Linked DNA regions of Homo sapiens: region 2 is linked to region 1. A link is a loop called in an ENCODE intact Hi-C map of the cell type or tissue named here. Cell type or tissue: mammary epithelial cell. All regions are shown on one strand. Each heading gives the region's core, and the rest is flanking DNA. Links, peaks and the distances in the headings are about the cores only. Region 1 overlaps TNNT1 (troponin T1, slow skeletal type). Region 2 overlaps BRSK1 (BR serine/threonine kinase 1).

Region 1 (6,578 bases), core at 706-5,705:
GGGGTCAAGGGAAGTAACTGGTGATAAGACCAGGGACTGGGGAGATTAAAGAGGCTGATGGCCTTGAGCCTGAGGAAGGGGTTCTGGAATATTGAGCGAAGGCATTACGACATTCGAGAAACTCTTCATTGAATGTTCCAGAAACAGTGGTTTGTCCAGGCTGAGCCCCGTCTCCTTATGGTGGACATGAGGCTTTTTGTACACCCAGCACTCCGTACCTGAATTAGTTTCCTTTCTGTTTTTGAGATGGAGTCTCGCTCTGTCACTCAGGCTGGAGTGCAGTGGTGCAATCTCTGCTCTGTTCACTGCAACCCCCACCTCCTGGGTTCAAGTGATTCTCCTGCCTCGGCCTCCCAAGTAACTGGGATTACAGACATGTGCCACCATTACCAGCTAATTTTTGTATTTTTAGTACAAACAGGGTTTCACCATGTTGGCCAGGCTGGTCTCAAACTCCTGGCCTCAGGTGATCCACTTGTCTCGGTCTCCCAAAGTGCTGGGATTACAGGCGTCAGCCATCGCGCCTAAACTTAGTTTCCTATCACTGCTGTAATTTGCAAATTTAGTGGCAGAAAAACAATGCAGATTTGTTATCTTACAGCTCTGCAGATCAGACATCTGAAATTGGTCCCCCTGGGCTGGAATCAAGTTGTGAACAGAACCAATTTATTCTGGAGGTTCTAGGGGAGAATTCATTCCCTTCCCTTTTCCAGCTGCTGCCTGCATGTCTGGGCCCATGGACCTTCTTTCATCTTCAGAGGCAGCCATGCAGCATCTTCAAATCTCTCAGTCTGACCCTCTGGCCTTCCTCTTATAAGGACCCTTGTGATGATCTTGCCCTTCCCCACAGGTAATCCAGGACAACCTTCCCATCTCAAGATCTTTAATTTAATCACATCTGCAAAATCCCCTTCACAGCTGGGTGACGGGCAGGTGGCTGTAATCCCAGCTACTCGGGAGGCTGAGGCAGGAGGATCACTTGAGCCCAGGAGTTTGGGAACAACGTGGGCAACATAGAAAGACCCTATCTCAAATAAAAAAAAATAATAATAATAGTAATAATGATGACAATGGCCAGGCATGGTGGCTCATGCCTGTAATCCTAGCACTTTGGGAGGCCAAGGGGGTGAATCACCTGAGGTCAGGAGTTCAAGACCAGCCTGAACCAACATGGAGAAACCCCATTTCTACTAAAAATACAAAAATTAGCCGAGCCTGGTGGCAGGTGCCTGTAATCCCAGCTACTCAGGAGGCTGAGGCAGGGGAATTGCTTGAACCAGGAGGCGGAGGTTGCAGTGAGCTGAGATCGCGTCACTGCACTCCAGCCTGGGTGACAGAGCGAGACTGTCTCAGAAAAAAAAAAAATTAAAATTAAAAAAAAAGGGAAAAGAAGAAAATGGAGAATCCAGGCCGGGCACGATGGCTCATGCCTGTCATCCCAGCACTTTGGGAGGTGAAAGCAGGTGGATTGCTTGAGCTTAGGAGTTGAAGACCAGCCTGGACAACATGGCAAAATGCTGTCTCTACAAAAAATAAAAAAATAAAAAAAACTAGTGGGGCAGAGTGGCGCAGCCTATATAGTTCCAGCGACTCTGGAGGCTGAGGTGGGAAAATCATTTGAGCCCAGGAGGTCCTAGTTATAGTGAGCTAGGATCACACCACTGCACTTCAGCCTGGGTGACAGAGCAAGACCCTATTTCCAAATAAACGAATAAAAAATAATAATAGGCCGGATGCGGTGGCTCACACCTGTAATCCCAGCACTTTGGAAGGCTGAGGTGGGCGGATCATGTGGTCAGAAGATCAAGACCATCCTGGCCAACATGGTGACACCCCATCTCTACTAAAAATACAAAATTTAGCCGGGCGTGGTGGTGCGCACCTGTAGTCCCAGCTACTGGGGAGGCTGAGGCAGAAGATTCGCTTGAACCTGGAAGGCAGAGGTTACAGTGAGCTGAGATCGTGCCACTGCACTCCAGCCTGGGCGACAGAGCTAGACTCCGTTTCAAAGAATAATAATAATAGTAATAATAATAATAATAATAATAATAACAAAATGGGCATCCGGCTGAAGAAGTAACATTTGGGCTCTCAGGGCAGGGGAGGCACCCACCGCCAGCTTAGCCTGACGTTCGCGTTCCTTCTCAGTTCTGAAGCGCTGTTGCTCGGCTCTCTCTGACCGGCGCCGCTCCTGGGAAACGGAGAAGCATAAGGGGGTGCAGGGACGTACCCCCAGTCTTCCTTCCCCAGAGTAGGCTAATAAACAGATTGGAGTGTGGCCACCGACTTGGGTGAATTCGCGAAAGCCTAAGGCTCAGCTCTGTACTAGGAGGAAAACTATTATCTGCATCTCCCAAGATGCAAGGGATCCACATGGAGGGAGGAAGACCGGGGGGAACCCGGACTCTCGGCTCACAATGCGCTCCTTCAAGGCAACCAGCTCCTCTTCCTCCTTCTTCCGCTGCTCGAAATGTACATCGATGAGTGTCTGCAGCTCCAGCAGGTCTTTCTCCATGCGCTTGCGGTGGATGTCCTGCAGGACACACGGGCAGCCCGTCCTAGGAGACCCTGGAGGGGGCAGCAGCCTCCCAGCACCTCCCCCATGCAGGATGGTGAACTGAACCGTTTCCCAGGACGGTATCCAGCAGGTGGCAGCAATGCCTCGTGTTTGACACTAATCAGCTCTTCCAAGGACAGGCTTCCCAAAGACGGGAGTGGGGAGTGGGGACCGGCGCCTTTTTTTTTTTTTTTCCTCCCAGGCTGGAGTGAAATGGCGCGATCTCGGCTCACCGCCACCTCCGCCTCCCAGGTTCAAGCGATTTTCCTGCCTCAGCCTCCCGAGTAGCTGGGATTACAGACACCTGCCACCACGCCCGGCTAATTTTTGTATTTTTAGTAGAGACGGGGTTTCACCATATTAACCAGGCTGGTCTCGAACTCCTGACCTCAGGTGGGTCACCTCAGCCTCCCAAAGTGCTGGGATTACAGGCATGAGGCCCCGCGCCCGGCCGGCGCCTTTTCATGATTGACACAAAGGCCCCTTAAAGACTAGCAACTGCGCCTGCGGAGGGGTCTCTTGTCACTTACATCGAAGTCAACGCGCTCCCCTTCTGGGATCTTTGGCGGGATCAAAGGAGGCACCACGGGGCGGCTGAGTGGACAGAAACACAGAGACCATGAGTGGCCCGACCTCCCTGAGCCACCTCCCACCTCCGGGATGTGCCGTCCAGTGAGGTAGCCGCCAGCCCCGGGAGGCTCCTGAACGTGGAGGGTCCCAGCTGAGGCGGGCTGTCAGTGAAACACACAAAAGAAGGTAAAATACCTCACTACTCATGTTTTTTTGGTTGTTGTTGGTTTTGTTTTGTTTTTTTGACGGAGTCTTGCTCTGTCACCCAGGCTGGAGTGCGGTGGCGCCACCTCGGCTCACTGCAAGCTCCGCCTCCTGGGTTCACGCCATTCTCCTGCCTCAGCCTCCCGAGTAGCTGGGACTACAGGCGCCCACCACCAAGCCTGGCTAATTTTTCTGTATTTTTAGTAGAGACGGGGCTTCACTGTGTTAGCCAGGATGGTCTCGATCTCCTGACCTCGTGATCCGCCCGCCTCGGCCTCCCAAAGTGCTGGGATCACAGGTGTGAGCCACCGCGCCCGGCACTAATCATGTTTTATACTGATTACATGTTGAAATGATAAAACATTATATAACAGATTAAAAAAACTGTGCTATGAAAATTAATTTTTCCTATATTGTTGTACTTTAAAAAATATGCCTAGTAAGAATTTTTTTTTTTTTTTTGAGACAGAGCCTCACTCTGTCACCCAGGCTGGAATGCAGTGGCGCCATCTCTGCTCACCACAACAACCTCCACCTCCCAGATTCAAGCGATTCTCCTGCCTCAGCTTCCCGAGTAGTTGGGATTACAGGCGCCTGCCACCACGCCTGGGTAATTTTTGTATTTTTAGTAGAGACGGGGTTTCACCATGCCGGCCAAGCTGGTCTTGAACTCCCGACCTCAGGCGATCTGCCTGCCTCAGCCTCCCAAAGTGCTGGGATTACAGGCAGGAGCCCCTGCGCCCAGCCATTTTTAAATTTTTTGTAGAGATGGCGTTTCACAGCCTGGGCGCGGTGGCTCACGCCTGTAATCCTAGCACTTTGGGAGGCCAAGGTGGGCGAATCACTTGAGGTCAGGAGTTCAAAACCAGCTTGGGCATCATGGTGAAACCCCATCTCTACTAGAAATTAAAAAAAAAAATTAGCTGGGCATGGTGGTACGTGCCTGTAATCCCTGCTACTCAGGAGGCTGAGGCAGGAGAATCGCTTGAACCCCGGAGGCAGAGATTGCAGTGAGCCGAGATCGTGCCATCGCACTCCAGCCTGGGTGACAGAGGGAGACTCTATCTCAAAAAAAAAAAAAAAGAGATGGCGTTTCACTATGTTGTCCAGGGTGGTCTTGAACTTCTGAGCTCAAGTGATCCTCCCGCCTCAGCCTCCCAGAGTGCTGGGACTATAGGCGTGAGCCACTGCGCCCAGCCTTTAGTAAGAAATTGTAAGTGACGTGTGTGGCTTGCCATCTATTTCTATTGGGTGGTGCCGCTCTGAGGCTCAGCCCTCAGCCTGCTCTGATTTCCTGCCACTTCCTTGGAATTCTCTTTTCTGGGTTTCTGAGACAGTGAAGAGCGATTCCAAGATGAAGCAGACAGGACTTAGGGGATGCTGGGCAAGGGGAGGGAAGAGGTGAGGACAATCCCCAAGGGTCTCTGGGCCAGGGGGCCAAGTGTACAGCAGGGCCGTCATCTCCATCTTGGAAAAGTCGATAAGCTCCATCAGGGCGTCATGTGTGGGAATAAAATATGGCTTACCATATTGTACAGGAATGAATACCGGCTTGCCTCCCACCCCTCTGGCTGTTCCATCCCTATCTCCTGCCCCGACAGCCCCGTGAGCTGCCAGTGAGCTTTCCTTTTCCCTTTTCTCATCATCAATGCCATTCACTCCAATGACTTCAGGTATCATCAACTGCTGAGGACTCGCCAACTGTCTCTGGTCCAGACTCTCTCCTAAGCCCCAGACTCAAGCTAACAGGTATCTCCTGAACTTTTCCCACCTTCCCACACATGACGTCCTGATGGAGCTCACCAACTTCTCTGAGAAGGAGATGGCAGCCCCACTGTCCACTTTGTTCCCCAGCCCAGAGACCCTTCGGGGTTGTCCCCATTGCTTCCCTCCCCTTGCCCAACAATCCCCAAGTCCTGTCCCTTTGCCTTGGAATCCCTCTCAGTCCATTCCCCCACCCCACCCCACCCCCTTTTTTTTTTTTTGAGATGGAGTTTCACTCTTGTTGCCCAGGCTGCCGTGCAATGACACGATCTTGACTCACTGCAACCTCTGCCTCCCGGTTCAAGCGATTCTCCTGCCTCAGCCTCCCAAATAGCTAGGATTACAGGTGCCCACCACAATACCTGGCTAATTCTTTTGTATTTTTAGTAGAGACAGAGTTTCACCATGTTGACCGGGCTGGTCTCAAACTCCTGACCTTAGGTAATCCGCCCCCCTCAGCCTCCCAAAGTGCTGGAATTACAGGCATGAACCACTGCGCCCGGCCCCATTCCCTTATTTTTATTTATGTTTTAGAGACAGGGTCTTGCTCTGTTGCCCAGGCTGGAGTACAGTGGTGTAATCATAGCTCACTGCAGCCTCCAAATCCTGGGTTCGAACAATCCTCCTTCCTCAGCCTCCTGAGTAGCTGGAATCACAGGTGTGTGCCACTGTGCCCGGCTAATTTTTTAAAATTTTTTGTAGAGATGTGGGGGATCTCATTTTGTTACTTAGGCTGATCTTGAACTCCTATCCTCAAGTGATCCTCCCACCTGCCGCTGCGCAGGCAGAGGGCACAGTGTGTGCAAAGGCTCAGGGGTATGAAAGCACAGGCATGGCTAGAGAACCATGAAACGCTGTGTGTCTGTCAGTGGGGAAGGCAGATGCCGGAAAGGTCCGCTGGAGCCAGATGGGGAAGGCTTTGAATGCAGGCTAGTTGCTTTGACTGCGTCTTAAGAGTAGTGGGGAGTTGAGGAAAGATTCTGAGCAGAGGAGGGGCAGGGTTAGCTCTGGTGTTAGAAAAGTCTCTCTCGAGTCATGGAGGAGGATGAGCCACAAGTTGTAGGCAGGGAGGCCAGAGAGGAGGCTGGGGTGATGGTAAAGGCGCGAGGGGAAGAGGGACCACTGGGTGGAAAGAAGGAAACAGACTGGCTGGGCATGGTGGCTTGCGCCTGTAATCCCAGCACTTTGGGAGGCCAAGGTGGGAGAACTGCTTGAGGATAGGAGTTCAAGACCAGCCTAAGCAACATAGCAAGACCTCATCTCTACAAAAAGAAAAAAAAAAAAAAAAACCAGGTGTGGTGGCACATGCCTGTGGTCCCAGCTACTCAGGAGGCTGAGATGGGAGGATTGCTTGAGCCCAAGATGTTGAGGCAGTGGGCCAGGATTGGGTCACTGCACTCTAGCCTGGGTAACAGGGTGGAGACTATGACCACGATGAAGAAGAAGGGGAAGGAGAAGGAGAAGGGGAAGGGGAAGAAGAGGA
Region 2 (16,033 bases), core at 4,067-9,066, 150 kb after region 1:
GCCGCGGCCTCCTTCCTGCCGGATGGATGGTGGGTGGAGGTGACATGGGAGCTGAACGCCCAGAGTCTCTATGAAGCTCAGGGCCAGAGCTGGCAGGAGTGGGGACCGACTGGGCCGTAACTGGGAGCTGAGACCCTAGGGAAAAGGAGAGGGTCAAAGTCCCAGATCCTGAGTGGTAAGAGTGTGAAGGTGTTGCTGACCTGAATTCCTGAGTTACAGGAGAAGAAGGGGTCAGACCTGGACTGGGTCTGAGGGAGGAGGGGCTGGGCCTGGAGTGCTGGGTCTGAGGGAGGAGGAACTGGGGGTCTGGAGTGCTGAGTCTAAGGGAGGAGGGGCTGGGGGTCTGGAGTGCTGGGTCTGAGGGAGGAGGGGCTGGGGGCCTGGAGTGCTGGGTCTGAGGGAGGAGGGGCTGGGGGCCTGGAGTGCTGGGTCTGAGGGAGGAAGGGGCTGGGGGGGCTGGATTCCTGGGTCTGAGGGAGGAGGGGCTGGGGTCTGGACTCCTGGGTCTGAGGGAGGATGGAATGGGGGCCTGGACTCCTGGGTCTGAGGGAGGAGGGGCTGGGGGTCTGGACGCCTGGGCCTGCAGCTTTAGGGGCTAGTCAGGGCTAGGTCTGTGGCTTTGGGGGCTCAGGTCCTGGAGTCGAGGGTCCTGAGGAGAGGTGTGGGCTAGGAGACCGGACATACCCTTGGTGTCTGTGTGCTGTCTGTTAGGGCTGCCATGAAGAGAAGACCCAGGAAGGCAGTTGAGGCTGGGGGTTCAGGAGAAGGTGGAGGGTGATCTGGGGAGGGGCAAATGTGAGATTATATTCACTGGGAGGGGATTCAGGAGGAGGTGGAGGGTGGTCTGGGGAGGGGGCAAATGTGAGACTATATTCGTTGGGAGTCATAGGGTCTCCAAAAGATTGAAAAGCAGAGAATACAAGGAATTGATGGAGAGAGACAGAGAAAGTGGGGGGGCGGGGGCTTGGAGGAGACAGACTCGGGGAGACACGGTGAGGAAAGAATGCGTGGCAGGCGGGCTCCCCAGGACGGAGAGGGTGAGGGCCAGGGGGTGGCTGGCAGAGGAGAGGGGCACCTGGCTGGATGGACAGTCAGGAGGAACGGACTGGCAGGAGGGAGGGGAAGGGTGGTTTTGTGGGAGTGTGGGCTCTCAGCCCCAGGAGTTCAGGTCTGATGTGTTCAGGCCATTGTTAAACAGCCAGCCCAGGAGGAAGGAGCAAACAGGGTGGCCAAGGGGGGACATAGGCGCTGGGGACGAAGGGGACCCGGCGGAACACCCCACATTTTCACCCTGCTCCTGCAGGGCTGGTTAAACTCGGGGTCCACTGCATCACGGGTCAGAAGGTCGCCATCAAGATCGTGAACCGGGAGAAGCTGTCGGAGTCGGTGCTGATGAAGGTGTGTGCGCCTGCTGCAGTGTGCCTGCGGGTGGGGGGGCCTCCGGGGCTGAGGGCAGGGGCGGGGCCGTGCTGACCTCTTTTCCCGTGTCCCCACCCCTCTTGACCCTCAGGTGGAGCGGGAGATCGCCATCCTGAAGCTCATCGAACACCCACATGTCCTCAAGCTCCACGACGTCTACGAGAACAAGAAATATTTGTAGGTATTTATAGACACCCAGCCCTACCCCATCCTCCCTCTCCAGGTTACCAGGGTGGGACTTCTCCAGAAACAGGGCCTAGGGGGACCTGGGGGACCTGCAGCTCTCCAGGCTGGACCGCTGAAGGCCCAGTTCCTTGCCTGTTGCACAGGGAAGCCCCTGACACACAGGGAACCCCACTGTTGTCACGCTGTGTTGGGCCTGAGGCCAAGGGCAACCATCCTCCTACCGTGTCCCCAGCTCCAGCTCCTCGCCCTGTGGCACTGCATGGAATGCGCTCTGCTAGACAAGCAGGGTGCCCTCGACCAGACCCAATCTGCTATGGGCAGATGCCTCCTGTTTGTAAGGCAAGGGGCCTAGCAAAGCCCAAAGGATCTTCCCAAACCCCAACTCTGGAGCACTGGAGAGCCCCCCTCCTCCCCCGGCATAACTTCGGGTGCCGTGGCTGGACACCCCAACAATGGGCCGCCTTAGGAGGTCTGAGTCACTATCTCAAAGTCAATCACCCGCCAGGAAGGATGGGGGTGGGGGTCCAGCTGTCCAGACTCCAGAGAATGGGCCTCTTTGTCCAAACTCTGGTGACCCAAAGGACAGCTGGGCTGGGAAGCCGGAGAGGGGACAGCCCTCGTGTTCCCCCCCGGCACCCAGTCCCCCGGATGAACTGACATCAGGTCCGTCGATGCTGGCGCAGGTTTCACCACACGGGAAGCTGTCTGCCCGGCGCTCATGGGACCTGCTCTCAGGCTTTCCCAGGTGTGGTGGTAGGGAGGGGCTATTGTCCGGACCGGTGCATGGTCGCTCCCACTCCACTCTTGGCGTAGGGAGGCAGGGCCATGGGAGTTTATGCTTCGGGCAGGAATCCCAGCCATCTAAGAGCTCATAGAAATTGAGCTTTTGGGGCCAGGCGCGGTGGCTCATGCCTGTAATCTCAACACTTTGGGAGGCCAAGATGGGCGGATTTCTTGAAGAGCTCGAGACCAGCCTGAGCAACATGGCAAAACCCCGTCTCTACAAAAAATACAAAAATTAGCTGAGTGTGGTGGTACACCTGTAGTCCTACCTACTTGGGAGGCTGAGGTGGGAGAATTGCTTGAACCTGGGAGGCAGAGGCTGCAGTGAGCCAAGATCGTGCCACTGCATTCCAGCGTGGGCGACAGAGCAAGACTCTGTCTCAAAAAAAAAAAAAAAAAAACTCCAAACAACAACAACAACAAAAAAAAATGGTTGATGGAAACTGGAACCCCGTGTCCCAGAGGCTTATGGGAAGGGAGTTTGGGGGTTTTTTTGTTGTTTTGTTTTTTTGAGACAGAGTTTTGCTCTTGTTGCCCAGGCTGGAGTGCAATGGCTCGATCTCGGCTCACCACAACCTCCACCTCCTGGGTTCAAGTGATTCTCCTGCGTCAGCCTCCCGAGTGGCTGGGATTACAGGCACGCACCACCACGCCCAGCTAATTTTGTATTTTTAGTAGAGACGGGGTTTCACCATGTTGGTCAGGCTGGTCTTGAACTCCTGATCTCAAGTGATCCACCCACTTCGGCCTCCCAAAGTGCTGGGATTACAGGCATAAGCCACCGTGTCTGGCCAGAAGTGGGGGTTTTTAACTTCTAGGCGCTGATGGGAGTTGTCGTCTATTGCCTCACAGAAGCTGGCTTGGACTGGTGCAACCTTGCAATCGTTAATACTCGAAAATGAATTCAAATTTGAGTTTCCTCACTCCAGAGGGAATTAGAGGCTTGGCTTTCTAGGGGCTAATAGGAGTAGGGGTATCTTCACTTCCCAGGGTCCTATAAGAATTGGGGTCTTTGACCTTCAGGTGCTAATAGAGTCGCCTTATCTCCTGAAACCATTATGAGTCAAAGTGTTGGTTCCCCTCTGAAGCTGACATGGGAGGCTCTACTGCCCAGGGCTAATGGGACTTGAGTTTGGTTTCCTAGAGGCTGGTGGAAACTGGAGTCACTTCCTCCCAGGGAGTGATGGGAACTGGAATCTCTTCCTCCCAGGAATTAATGGAAACTGGAGTCTCTTCCTCCCAGGGACCCATGGGAATTGGAGTCTCTTTCTCCCAAGGATCATGGGAATTGGAGTTCTCTGCCACCAGGAGCCAGTGGAAGTGGGAGACCAGGCCCTTTGGTCCTCCACATGCCCCTTCCAGCCCTCTGCCCCCTCTATATCCTTTAGGTACCTGGTTCTGGAGCACGTCTCGGGGGGTGAGCTATTCGACTACCTGGTAAAGAAGGGGAGACTGACGCCCAAGGAGGCCCGAAAGTTCTTCCGCCAGATTGTGTCTGCGCTGGACTTCTGCCACAGCTACTCCATCTGGTGAGTGGGCAGCTTGAGGGGGAGGAGGGGCTGAGGGCTGCCCAGCAGACAGGCCCTTGGGGGCATGTGGAGGGCTGAGCAAAAGCCATGTGGTCGGCCCCCAAACCTTTATCCCATTGAGACATAACTCATACACCAGAAAATTCCTCCTTTTAGAGTGTGTAATTCAGTGGTTTTTGATATATTTGCAGTGGTATACATCTGCCACTGTGGAATTTTAGAACATTTTCTCACCCTGTACCCATTAAGTAAGCAGTCACTCCCCATTCCCCTCCTGCCCCCAGCCCCCGGCAACCTATGTTCTGTCTGTATGGATTTACCTATTCTAGACGTTTTATATAAATGGAATCATACGATACATGGCCCTTTTTGTATTGTTTTGTTTTGTTTTTGAGATGGAGTTTTGCTCTTGTTGCCCAGCAGGAGTGCAATGGTGTGATCTTGGCTCACTACAACCTCTGCCTCCCAGGTTCAATTGATTCTCCTGCCTCAGCCTCCGGAGTAGCTGGGATTACAGGTGCACACCACTACACCTGGCTAATTTTGTATTTTTTTAGTAAAGTCGGGGTTTCACCATGTTGGCCAGGCTGGTCTCGAACTCTTGACCTCAGGTGATCTGCCCGCCTAGGCCTCCTAAAGTGCTAGGATTACAGGCGTGAGCCACCACTCCCGGCCTCTTTGCCCATCTTTAATTCAGTTATTTTTTAAAATTTGATTTAGTCTTTTTATTATTGATTTGTAACAATTTTTTATTCTAGGAACAAGAGATTACTCTAGGAACAAAATTATTCCTAAAAATTATTCTGTATGATGACAGCAAGAACAAGGGGGAAAATTTAACAAAGAAAAAAAGAATTGTTTATTCTAGATGCAAGTCTTTCATCAGTATACATTTTTAAATTATTTTCTCCAAGTCTGTGCCATGTTTTTACATTTTTATAAGTCTTGTGAAAAGCAAAAGATTTTTCATTTTGATAAATTCCAGTTTGTTGATTTTTTTATTTTACACCTCATGCTTTTTCTTTTTCTTTTTTTTTTTGAGACGGAGTCTTGCTCTGTCACCCAGGCTGGAGTGCAGTGGCGCGATCTCGGCTCACTGCAAGCTCCGCCTCCCGGGTTCACGCCATTCTCCTGCCTCAGCCTCCCAAGTAGCTGGGACTACAGGCGCCCGCCACCACGCCCGGCTAATTTTTTGTATTTTTAGTAGACACGGGGTTTCACCATGTTAGCCAGGATGGTCTCAATCTCCTGACCTCGTAATCCGTCCGCCTCGGCCTCCCAAAGTGCTGGGATTACAGGCATGAGCCACCGCGCCCGGCCTACACCTCATGCTTTTTCTGTCCTATTTAAGAAACTTTTGCCCAACTCAAGGTCACTAAGGTCTTCTGTATATTTTCTAGAAGTTGTATAGTTATAGCTCTTGCATTTAGGTCTGGCATCCATTTCAAGTTAATTTTTGTATATGGTGTGAAGTAAGGGTTGAGTAAGGGTTATTTATTTATTCATTTATTTTTAGTTTAGTTTAGTTATTGAGACAGGGTCTTGCTATGTTGCCCAGGCTTGTCTCAAACTCCTGGGCTCAAGGCATGAGCCACTGCGCCTGGCCTATGTGTCCACTTTTAAAGATTTTTTTTTTGGCTGGGCATGGTAGCACATGCCTGTAATCCCAGCACTTTGGGAGGCCAAGGCGGGCAGATCACCTGAGCTCAGGAGTTCGAGACCAGCCTGGGCAACAAAGTGAGATTCCCCCCATCTCTCCAAAAAATAAAAATAATTAGCTGGATGTGGTGGCGTGTGCCCGTGGTCCCAGCTACTTGGGAAGCTGTGGTAGGAGGATTGCTTGAGCCCAGGAGGTTGAGGCTGCAGTGAGGCAACAGAGTGAGACCCTGTCTCAAAAAAAAGAAAAGTTATTATTTTTTTCATTGAATTGACTTTAGCCTCCAAATCAGATATTAAATGTGCAACGTTTTTCTAACTGTTCAGGTACAAAATGAATGCCTTCATCTTTTAGCCTCCTTCATTTGCGCATCTCTCTCACTAAGATGTGTTTTTGGAGATGGGGTGGGGATCACGGTAGAGGGACTCAGACTTTGGGTAAAGCTTGATGATAAAAAGGCCACCTACTTAAATTTTCGGTTTTTGTCTTTTTTTATTTTTTGAGACGGAGTCTCGCTGTCACCCATCCTGGAGTGCAATGGCACGATCTCAGCTCACTGCAACCTCCACCTCCCAGGTTCGAGCGATTCTCCTGTCTCAACCTTCCGAGTACCTGGGACTACAGGCACCCGCCACCATGCCCGGCTAATTTTTTGTATTTTTAGTAGAGATGGGGTTTCACCATGTTGGCCAGGCTGGTCTCGAACTCCTGACCTCAGGTGATCCACCCACCTCGGCCTCCTGAAGTACTGGGATGACAGGCTTGAGCCACCGCACCCGGCCCTGTTTAAATTTTCCACACCTTCCTGTTGACAAGATTGTCAAAACCCTGATATTGAAACCCTGGCCTCTAGGGGGAGATATTCAACGTATTTAACAAGTTTGACCCAGTTAATGACCAGGCCAAATGAAAACTGCAGAATCCTACACTCCCTCTCTCCCCAGACACCAACCCTTAAACCTTGAGGAGTTTGGTTCAAGGGTGGGAAGGTCCCAAGACAGGAACCAAGGATTTTAAGAACCAGCTGCATATCAGCTTTACCTCAAAATAGCTCACTTTGTACATATTCAAATACTTACAGATAAACTAATATGACATCTGGGATGTCCTACAAACTAATTTGGGTTGGGGAGGAGTATGTAAGGGACAGAGATGAGATCAGATTGGCCCTAAGATGATCATGGATGAAGCTGGGCGATGGGTAAGTGAGGCTTCCTCTTACTTTCTCTCCAGTTTTGGGCACGTTTGTGATTGTCTATTATAAAAAGTTTCCAGGCCGGGCGCGGTGGCTCACGCCTGTAATCCCAGCATTTTGGGAGGCCGAGGCAGGTGGATTACCTGACGTGAAGAGTTCGAGACCAGCCTGGCCAACATGGTGAAACCCTGTCTCTACTGAAAATACAAAAATTAGCTGGGCGTGGTGGCACATGCCTATAATCCCAGCTACTCGGGAGGCTGAGGCAGGAGAATTGCTTGAGCCCAGGAGACGGAGGTTGCAGTGAGCCGTAATCGTGCCACTGCACTGCAGCCTGGTCGACAGAGTGAGACTCTGTCTCAAAAAAAAAAAAAAGGAAAGTTTCCAAAGCCAGACATGGTGATGCACGCCTGTGGCTCCAGCTACTCAAGAGGCTAAGGCCAGAGGATCACTTGAGCTGGGGAGGTCAAGGCTGCAGTGAGCTATGACTGTGGTACTGCACTCCAGGCCGGGCAACAGAAAGGGACCCCATCTCTAAGCATACACTTGATCTTAGCCAAAAGGCCGAGAAGCAATGCCCATCTCTAAAAATAAAAAACAAAATAGGCCGGGCGCGGTGGCTCACCCCTGTAATTCCAGCACTTTGGGAGGCCAAGGCAGGCGGATCACCTGAGGTCAGGAGTTCAAGACCAGCCTGGCCAACATGGTGAAACTCTGTCTCTACTAAAAATACAAAAATTAGGCCTGGCGCGGTGGCTCATGCCTGTAATCCCAGGACTTCTTGAACCCGGGAGGTTGTGGTGAGCCGAGATCACGCCATTGCACTCCAGCCTAGGCAACAGAGCGAGACTTCGTCTCAAAAAAAATAAAAATACAAAAATTAGCTGGGTGTGGTGGCACATGCCTGCAATCCCAGCTACTCAGGAGGCTGAAACAGGAGAATCACTTGAACTCAGGATGCGGAGGTTGCAGTGAGCCGAGATCATGCCACTGCACTCCAGCCTGGGTGATAGAATGAGACTCCATCTCAATAAATAAATAAATAAATAAATAAATAAGGCTGGGTGCTGTGGTTCACACCTGTAATCCCAGCACTTTGAGAGGCCAAGGCGGGCGGATCATGAGGTCAGGAGCTCAAGACCAGCCTGGCCAGCATAATGAAACCCCGTCTCTACTAAAAATACAAAAATTAGCTGGGCATGGTGGTGCGGCCTGTAGTCCCAGCTACTCAGGAGGCTGAGGCAGGAGAATCACTTGGACCCAGGAGACAGAGGTTGCAGTGAGCCGAGATCATGCCACTGCACTCCAGCCTGGGAGACAGAGCGAGATTCCATCTCAAAAATAATAATAATAAATACATACATACATATGATAAAAAATTAAAAATTTTTAAAAAGACCAAAATTAATGAATGATAATAAATGGTCTCTCATCCCCTAAAAATCCAAAAAGTATGCAGAAGTGTTCCACTGTGAGAGCCAGTCAGTGGGGCCTGGGCCTCCTGGGAGGAAGGAAGAGGCCTGAGTCCCACCTGGCTGTCTCAGCCACAGAGACCTAAAGCCCGAGAACCTGCTTTTGGATGAGAAAAACAACATCCGCATTGCAGACTTCGGCATGGCGTCCCTGCAGGTGGGGGACAGCCTCCTGGAGACCAGCTGCGGGTGAGTGGGGACTGGGCTCCCGAGACCCTGGGCAGGGGTTTAGAAGCTGGCTGGAGGCTCACATCAGCTCTCTCCCTCAGGTCCCCCCATTATGCGTGTCCAGAGGTGATTAAGGTGAGTGAGGGGCGGATAGAGGGGAGAGGGGTGGAGGCAGCAGTGAGGAGCGATGAAGTCACAACTGGCCTTCCCTTCCAGGGGGAAAAATATGATGGCCGCCGGGCAGACATGTGGAGCTGTGGAGTCATCCTCTTCGCCCTGCTCGTGGTAAGGCGCCCTCACCTCTCCTGTCATTTCTAGATCAATCCCACCTGGTGGGAGCATAGGACAGTACCTTCCATCCTCAGGTCATCTCCTGAATTTATTTATGAATTTTATTTATTTATTTTGAGACAGAGTCTTGCCCCGTCGCCTAGGCTGGAGTGCAGTGGTGTGATCTCAGCTCACTGCAACCTCTGCCTCCCAGCTTCAAGCAATTCTCCTGCCTCAGCCTCCCAAGTAGCTGGGATTGCAGGCGCCCACCACCACTTCCAGATAATTTTTGAATTTTTAGTAGAGACAGGGTTTCGCCATATTGGCCAGGCTGGTCTCCAACTCCTGACCTCAGGTGATCCACCTGCCTCTGCCTCCCAAAGTGCTGGGATTCCAGGTGTGAGCCACTGAACCCGGCCTATTTATTTATGTATTTTGAGACAGAGTCTTGCTCTGTTGCCCAGGCTGGAGTGCAGTGGTGCAGTCTTGGCTCACTGCAACCTACGCCGCCCGGGTTCAAGCTATTCTCCTGCCTCAGCTTCCCGATTAGCTGGGACTACAGGTACCTGCCACCATGCTTGGCTAATTTTTGTATCTTTAGTAGAGACGGGGTTTCACCATGTTGGCCAGGTTGGTTTCGAACTCCTGGCCTCAAGTGATCCACCCTCCTCGGCCTCCCAGAATGCTGGGATTACAAGTATGAGCCATCGTGCCCGGCAGCTGAATTTATTTTATTTTTATTTTTATTTTTATTTTTTGAGAGAGGATCTCTCTCTGTCGCCCAGGCTGGAGTGCAGTGGCGCCATCACGGCTCACTGCAGTCTCAATCTCCCAGGCTCAAGCAGTCCTCCCGCCTCAGCCTCCCGAGCAGCTGGGATTATAGGCTCTTGCCAACACGCCCAGCTAATTTTTGTATTTTTCACAGAGACAGGGTTTCGCCTTGTTTCCCTGGTCGGTCTCAAACTCCTGGGCTCAAGTGATCTGCCCACCTCAGTCTCCCAAAGTGTTGGGATTACATGCGTGAGGCCACCGAACCCAGCCCATCTCTCGAATATTTCACTGGTAATGGGAAAGATACTACATTAACCAACAGACCAAGATCCTGGAGTTCCCCCACTCTGTGGGGAGCTAACCTTTTCATTCACAGAACTGTGGGTTAAAAAGATAAAAGAACTATGGGATAGTCTCCAGGAAGAACCCCAGAAAGGAACAAGTCATCCAGGAGCACCTGGAGGGCTTGATACAATGACTGTTTACCAGCTGATTCTAGGGCATTGTGATACTGTAATAACAAGTATAACCAGGCCGGGCACGGAGGCTCACACCTGTAATCCCAGCACTTCAGGAGGCCGAGCGGAGGCAGATCACCTGGGGCCAGAAGTTTGAGACCAGCCTGGCCAACATGGTGAAACCCCATCTCTACTAGAAATACAAAAACTAGCCGGGCTTGGTGGCGCATGCCTGTAGTCCCAGCTACTCAGGAGGCTGAGGCAGGAGAATCGCTTGAACCCAGGAGGTTGAGTTTGCAATGAGTTGAGATCGCGTCACTGCACTCCAGCCTGGGCGACAGAGTGAGACCCTATCTAAAAATATATATATATAGCCAGATCGTAGGCTATCAGCCCTGCTCCTACCACAGGGCCTTTCTGCCTGGGACACTCTGCTACCTATTAGCCTTGTTGCTCACCTAGTTCATATCTAGACTTCTTCAAGCTCTCTGCTCAGTTGTCACATTTCCAGGAAGCTTCCCCTGCCCCCACTCCTCCTCCCCACTCCTGTAAGGTCAGACCCCCCTGTGGTAGGCTCCCTTCTTCCTGGCAACGATCAGAGTTGTCGCTGTGCATTTTGTTGCCTAATTCGTTGAGTGGCATCTCCCTTCCCTTCTGTATCATCAACTCCCTGAGGTCAGGGCCGATGTCTGGGGCATCTGTCTTTGTGTGTTTTATTTCATTTTGCTGGCTTGCCTTTGCAAACCTAAAGTTGACACATGTAAGTCCCCAGTGAACACCTGTAGTGAGAATAAATCAGCAGTTGTCCGGGCGCAATGACTCACGCCAGTAATCCCAGCACTTTGGGAGGCCAAGGTGGGAGGATTGCTTGAGCCCAGGAGTTCAAGACCAGCCTGGGCAACATAGCAAGCAAGACCCCATCTCAAAAGAAAGTTAAGAAAGTAGCCAGGCATTGCCGGGCGCGGTGGCTCACGCCTGTAATCACAGCACTTTGGGAGGCCGAGGTGGGCGGATCACGAGGTCAGGAAATCGAGACCGTCCTGGCTAACGTGGTGAAACCCCGTCTCTACTAAAAATACAAAAAAAATTAGCCGGGAGTGGTGGCGGGCGCCTGTAGTCCCAGCTACTCGGGAGGCTGAGGCAGGAGAATGGTGTGAACCCGGGAGGCGGAGCTTGCAGTGAGCCGAGATCATGCCACTGCACTCCAGCCTGGGCGACAGAGCGAGACTCCGTCTCAAAAAAAATGAAAAAAAAATTAGCCAGGCATGGTGGCACCTGCCTGTAGTCCCAGTTACTCAGGAGGCTGAGGTGGGAAGATTGCTTGAGCCCTGGAGGTCAAGGCTGTAGTGAGCCATGATCATGCCACCGAACTCCAGCCTGGATGACAGAGTGACACCTCGTCTCAAAAATAAATAAATAAATAAGTAATAAGTAGAAAAGAAAAAGAATACATAAGTTTTTTTGTTTGTGTGTGTTTGTTTTTGAGACGGATTCTTGCTCTGTCACACATGATGGAGTGTAGTGGCGCCATCTCGGCTCACTGCAACCTCCACCTCCTGGATTCAAGCGATTCTCCTGCCTCAGCCTCCCAAGTAGCAGGGACTACAGGCATGTGCCACCACGCCTGGCTAATTTTTGTATTTTTAGTAGACATGGGGTTTCACCATTTTGTCCAGGCTGGTCTCGAACTTGACCTCCGCCCGCCTCTTCCTCCTGGAGTGCTGGGATTACAGGTGTGAGCCACCACGCCCAGCCATAAGCAGTTTTTTTAATGTCAGGCACTGTTCTGATCATGTTATTTCACACAATTCCCTCAGCAGTCCCAGGGAGGGGAAGTGACTGGCCCACGGGCACGCAGCTGATAAGCCGCAGGCCTGGGGTCAGTCCTTGGTCTCTTAACCACCAGGCTACATAACGGATACTAAGGGCAATGAGGCCAGCTCCAAGCTGGCTTCCTGGGGCTCACCACTCCATGGGGAGAGCAGCCGAGGTGCTCTGGAGACGAGCTAAGAATGTTCAGAACTCAGCCCTTCTTCACTTGGTGGCTAAAAGCCTGGTTCTGGAGCCCATCCAGCCGAGTTCCAATCCCTGCTCCCTCTCCCTGAGCGAGCCAGTCACCCTACCTCAGTGTCCTCATCTGCACCGTGGAAATACACATCATACCTATCATTGTAAGGGTTTTGTTTTCATTTTTATTTTATCTATTTATTTTTTCATTTTGAGACGGAGTTTCGCTCTTGTCGCCCAGGCTGGAGTGCAATGGTGCGATCTTGGCTCACTGAAACCTCCACCTCCCAGGTTCAAGATTCTCCTGCCTCAGCCTCCCAAGTAGCTGGGACTACAGGCACCTGCTACCATGCCTGGCTAATTTTTTTGTATTTTTAGTAGAGATGGGGTTTCTCCATGTTGGCCAGGCTGGTCTCGAACTCCTGACCTCAGGTGATCCACCCGCCTCAGCTTCCCAGAGTGCTGGGATTACAGGCGTGAGCCACTTCCCCCAGCCCACTGTGAGGGTTTAAATAAATGCTGCACGTGAAGCCCCTGGCACAATGCTTGATGATTATTATTAGTAGTTTATTCTTTTTTTTTTGTTTCTTCTTTTTTTTTTTTTTTTTTTTTTTTTTGAGATGAAGTCTTAGTCTTGCTCTGTAGCCCAGGCTGGAGTGCAATGGCTTGATCTTCTTCGCGGCAACCTCCACCTCCTGGGTTCAAGTTATTTCTGGCTAATTTTTGTATTTTTAGTAGAGATGGGGTTTCACCATGTTGGCCAGGCTGGTCTTGAACTCCTGACCTCAAGTGATCTGCCCACCTCAGCCTTCCAAAGTGCTGGGATTACAGGCATGAGCCACCGCACCTGGCCTAGTAGTTTATTCTTGTTCCAATAGTTCCTCATCATTTGCAGATTCCATATTTGCAAATTTGCCTACCTGTCAAAATGTATCTGTAACCCAAAATAGTCCTGGAGGTGCTTTCACAGTCATTGGCAGACATGCCCAGAGCAGGGGAAACCTGAGCCGCCCACCCAAGGTGCAGGTTTCCGGCTGAGGTCAAACAAAGTGACCCTGTTTCAGCTCTCATCCTGTAAACAATCCCCCTTTCACCACCTATTTCGTGTCACGTTTTTCACATTTTTGTGTTGTTGGTGGCAATTTCGTTGTTTAAAATGGCCATGAAGCCAAGTGCTTCTGAAGTGCCGTCTGGTGTTCCTAAGCGCGGGAGGCTGTGATGTCCCTTCTGGAGAAAGCCCCTCTGATGGGCATGCTTTGTTCAGGAATGACTTGTAGTGCTGCTGGCCATGAGTTCCGCGTCAATGACACAGTACATATGAAAGGTGTCTTTAAGCTGGGTGCGGTGGCTCACGCCTGTAATCCCAGCACTTTAGGAGGCTGAGGCGGGCAGATCACGAAGTCAGGAGTTCGAGACCAGCCTGGCCAATCAGGAGGCTGAGGCAGGAGAATCGCTTGAACCCGGGAGGCGGAGGCTGCAGTGAGCCGAGGTCATGCCACTGCACTCCGGGCTACAGTGCTAGACTCCGTCTCAATAAAAAAAGAAAAGTGTCTTTAAACAGAAACACATACAAACAAGGTCATGTAATGACTGGTTGACAAAAATGTGACGAGAGGGTCAAAGGAAGCTTACTAACTATAGTTCCTCCAGTAGCCGTGACTCGTTCACTAGTTGAGAGTTTGCAGTGACTTTATAGAACAGAACTCTCAAGAATAACAAGAATCAACTGTATTGTTGTTATAATTTGTTTTGGTTTTTTTTTTTGTTTTGTTTTTTGTTTTTTTTGAGATGGAGACTTTCTCTGTCACCTAGGATGGAGTGCAGTGGTGTGATCTCGGCTCACTGCAGCCTCCGCCTCCTGGGTTCAAGTAATTCTCCTGCCTCAGCCACCCGAGTAGCTGGGATTACAGGCGCCCGCCACTTTGCCCGGCTAAATTTTGTATTTTTAGTAGAGATGGGGTTTCACCACGTTGGCCAGGCTGGTGTCAAACTACTGAACTCAAGTGATCCTCGCCCCTTGGCCTCCCAAAGTGCTAGGATTACAGGTGTCAGCCACCATGCCCAGCCTGTTGTTATAATATTTAATCCAGACCGTACCCTTCCTGGCAGGATCATTATGTCCGTTTCACAGAGGAGAGGAAACTGAGGCTCTGTGCTTGAGCATCAGGCAACCAGAAGTCAAACCCAGGCTTCCGCACCCTAAGATCGGCATTCAGAGGTGCCTTCTCTGTATCTCCCCATTCTCCGTCCACAGGCCTCAGATACCAGGGGCAACTGGGAGCTTGCAACACCCGGAAAAGCCCTCAAAGGCTCACACCATCACCTCCCATGAGTCTTTGTCCATGGGGGGTCACCTTGGCTCCCCTCCAACCCTTGCCCTGGTGATTGGAAGCATTCCCTCCCGTCCCGTATGATACGTTCGCTTGTTTGTTTCCTGTCCCCTCTGGAATGCAACTTCTCTGCTCATTCCACCACCTTTGCTGATGACTTGAGTGTCGAGTGTGTGTCAGGCAGCGTCCCAGGCCAACTCCAGGAGGGCAGGGATGTGATTTTGTCCCCTGCTTCATGGCTGGTGGCTACGTCAGAATGCAGGATGTGGTGGGGTCTATGGTCAGTGCGTCACAGCAGCCAGCCTGTAACAGTCCTGACTGTGGGCCCAGCACTGTCATGTACTAGGTCAGTTCATTCTGATGCAGTCCGTGAGGTGGGTGCTGTGACGACCCATTGCCATTTTCAGAGCAGTGACTTGCCTGAGGTCATGCAGGTATAAGCCCCAGAGCAAGGATTCAAAGCAAGGCAGGGGACCAGGTGCGGTGGCTCACACCTGTAATCCCAGCACTTTGGGAGGCTGAGGCGGGCAGATCACCTGAGGTCAGGACTTCAAGACCAGCCTGGCCAACGTGGTGAAACCCCATCTCTGCTAAAAATACAAAAATTAGGCTGGGTGTGGTGGCTCACGCCTGTAATCCCAGCACTTTGGGAGGCTGAGGCAGGTGGATCACTTGAGGTTGGGCATTTGAGACCAGCCTGGCCAACATGGTGAAACCCCGTCTCTATTAAAAATAAAAAAATTAGCCGGGCATAGTGGCATATGCCTGTAATCCCAGCTACTCGGGAGGTTGAGGCAGGAGGATCGCTTGAACCTGGGAGAGGCAGAGGTTGCAGTCAGCCAAGAACACCTCATTGCACATCAGCCTGGGCGACAAGAGCGAAACTCCATCTCAAAAAAGAAAGAAAGAAAGAAAAGAAAAGGTGTCAGCAGGGCCCTGCTTCCTCTGGAGGCTCTAGGGAAGGATCCTTCCTTGCCTCTCCTAGCTTCTGGTGTCCTTGGCGTTCCTTCAGTTGCAGCTGTATCACTCCCATCTCTGCCTCCGTCATCACATGACTGTTCTCTGTGCCTGCGTCCTCGTCTCCTCTTATAAGGACACCAGTCATTGATTTAGGGCTCAGCCTCATTCAGGTCTCTGCTCCCATTGCACCTCCTGGGAGAAGCCTCACTCAGTCGCTCGTCATTGTATAGCTATTTGTTTGGAGCTGTGCAAGGGCAGAGGCCTGTTTTGTTCACTGCTGGATCCCTGACCTGTAACGGATGCTCACCTTTTGTTGAATGAGTGAATGAGAGACAACCGTTTCGAAACTGCTGTGGGGGGAAAGCTGTCTAAAAGGAACAGCCTCCACGCTGCAATTCTAGCTTCGTAAGCGGGGCTCCAAGCTGCTCCTTGCCAAGTGCCTGCTGTGCCACGGACGAGCTAGGGGCCTTTGGCAAATTGCTGAGCCTCTCTGTGCCTCAGTTTCCAACCCCTTAAGGTGGAGATCACCGTAGTTCCCCACCTCCAGTGCTTGTGGTGAGGGTGAAATGTGCTAATGAGGGGTCCTGGTTATCTCTTGCCCAGGGGGCTCTGCCCTTTGATGACGACAACCTCCGCCAGCTGCTGGAGAAGGTGAAACGGGGCGTCTTCCACATGCCCCACTTCATTCCTCCAGATTGCCAGAGCCTCCTGAGGGGAATGATCGAAGTGGAGCCCGAAAAAAGGCTCAGTGTGAGTTGAGGGGGGGACCGGCGGAGGGGGGAACAGTGGCCGATGAAGACAGAACCCCCTAGAAAAGTCATGGGGATG

What was found. A loop is a pair of places that touch in the nucleus more often than their neighbours do. Peaks named below come from ENCODE experiments on the same cell type or tissue, not always from the same donor. Only the 100,000 strongest peaks of a DNase experiment are listed, where the experiment ranks them.
Region 2: a loop joins it to region 1, with 9 times the contacts of the local background. A loop is called at or near these places in 7 of 110 quality-filtered maps.

The regions. Positions count from the first base shown.
Region 1 is chr19:55,138,770-55,145,347 of GRCh38, forward strand. It overlaps TNNT1 (troponin T1, slow skeletal type), which reads right to left. Exons shown (of 14, transcript NM_003283.6): 7 at 3,088-3,151; 8 at 2,417-2,533; 9 at 2,114-2,191. Among named protein-coding and RNA genes, the nearest start is that of TNNT1, 7.1 kb to the right of the region's middle. RefSeq lists enhancers at 2,503-2,562, 2,692-3,196 and a silencer at 2,780-3,005. In mammary epithelial cell, for the core only: a CTCF peak has its summit at 2,647 (motif pointing right); a DNase peak (open chromatin) is centred at 2,652.
Region 2 is chr19:55,285,704-55,301,736 of GRCh38, forward strand. It overlaps BRSK1 (BR serine/threonine kinase 1), which reads left to right. Exons shown (of 19, transcript NM_032430.2): 2 at 1,304-1,398; 3 at 1,511-1,596; 4 at 3,777-3,917; 5 at 8,314-8,430; 6 at 8,511-8,544; 7 at 8,626-8,694; 8 at 15,809-15,955. Among named protein-coding and RNA genes, the nearest start is that of BRSK1, 9.7 kb to the left of the region's middle. In mammary epithelial cell, for the core only: a CTCF peak has its summit at 6,426 (motif pointing right); a DNase peak (open chromatin) is centred at 6,418.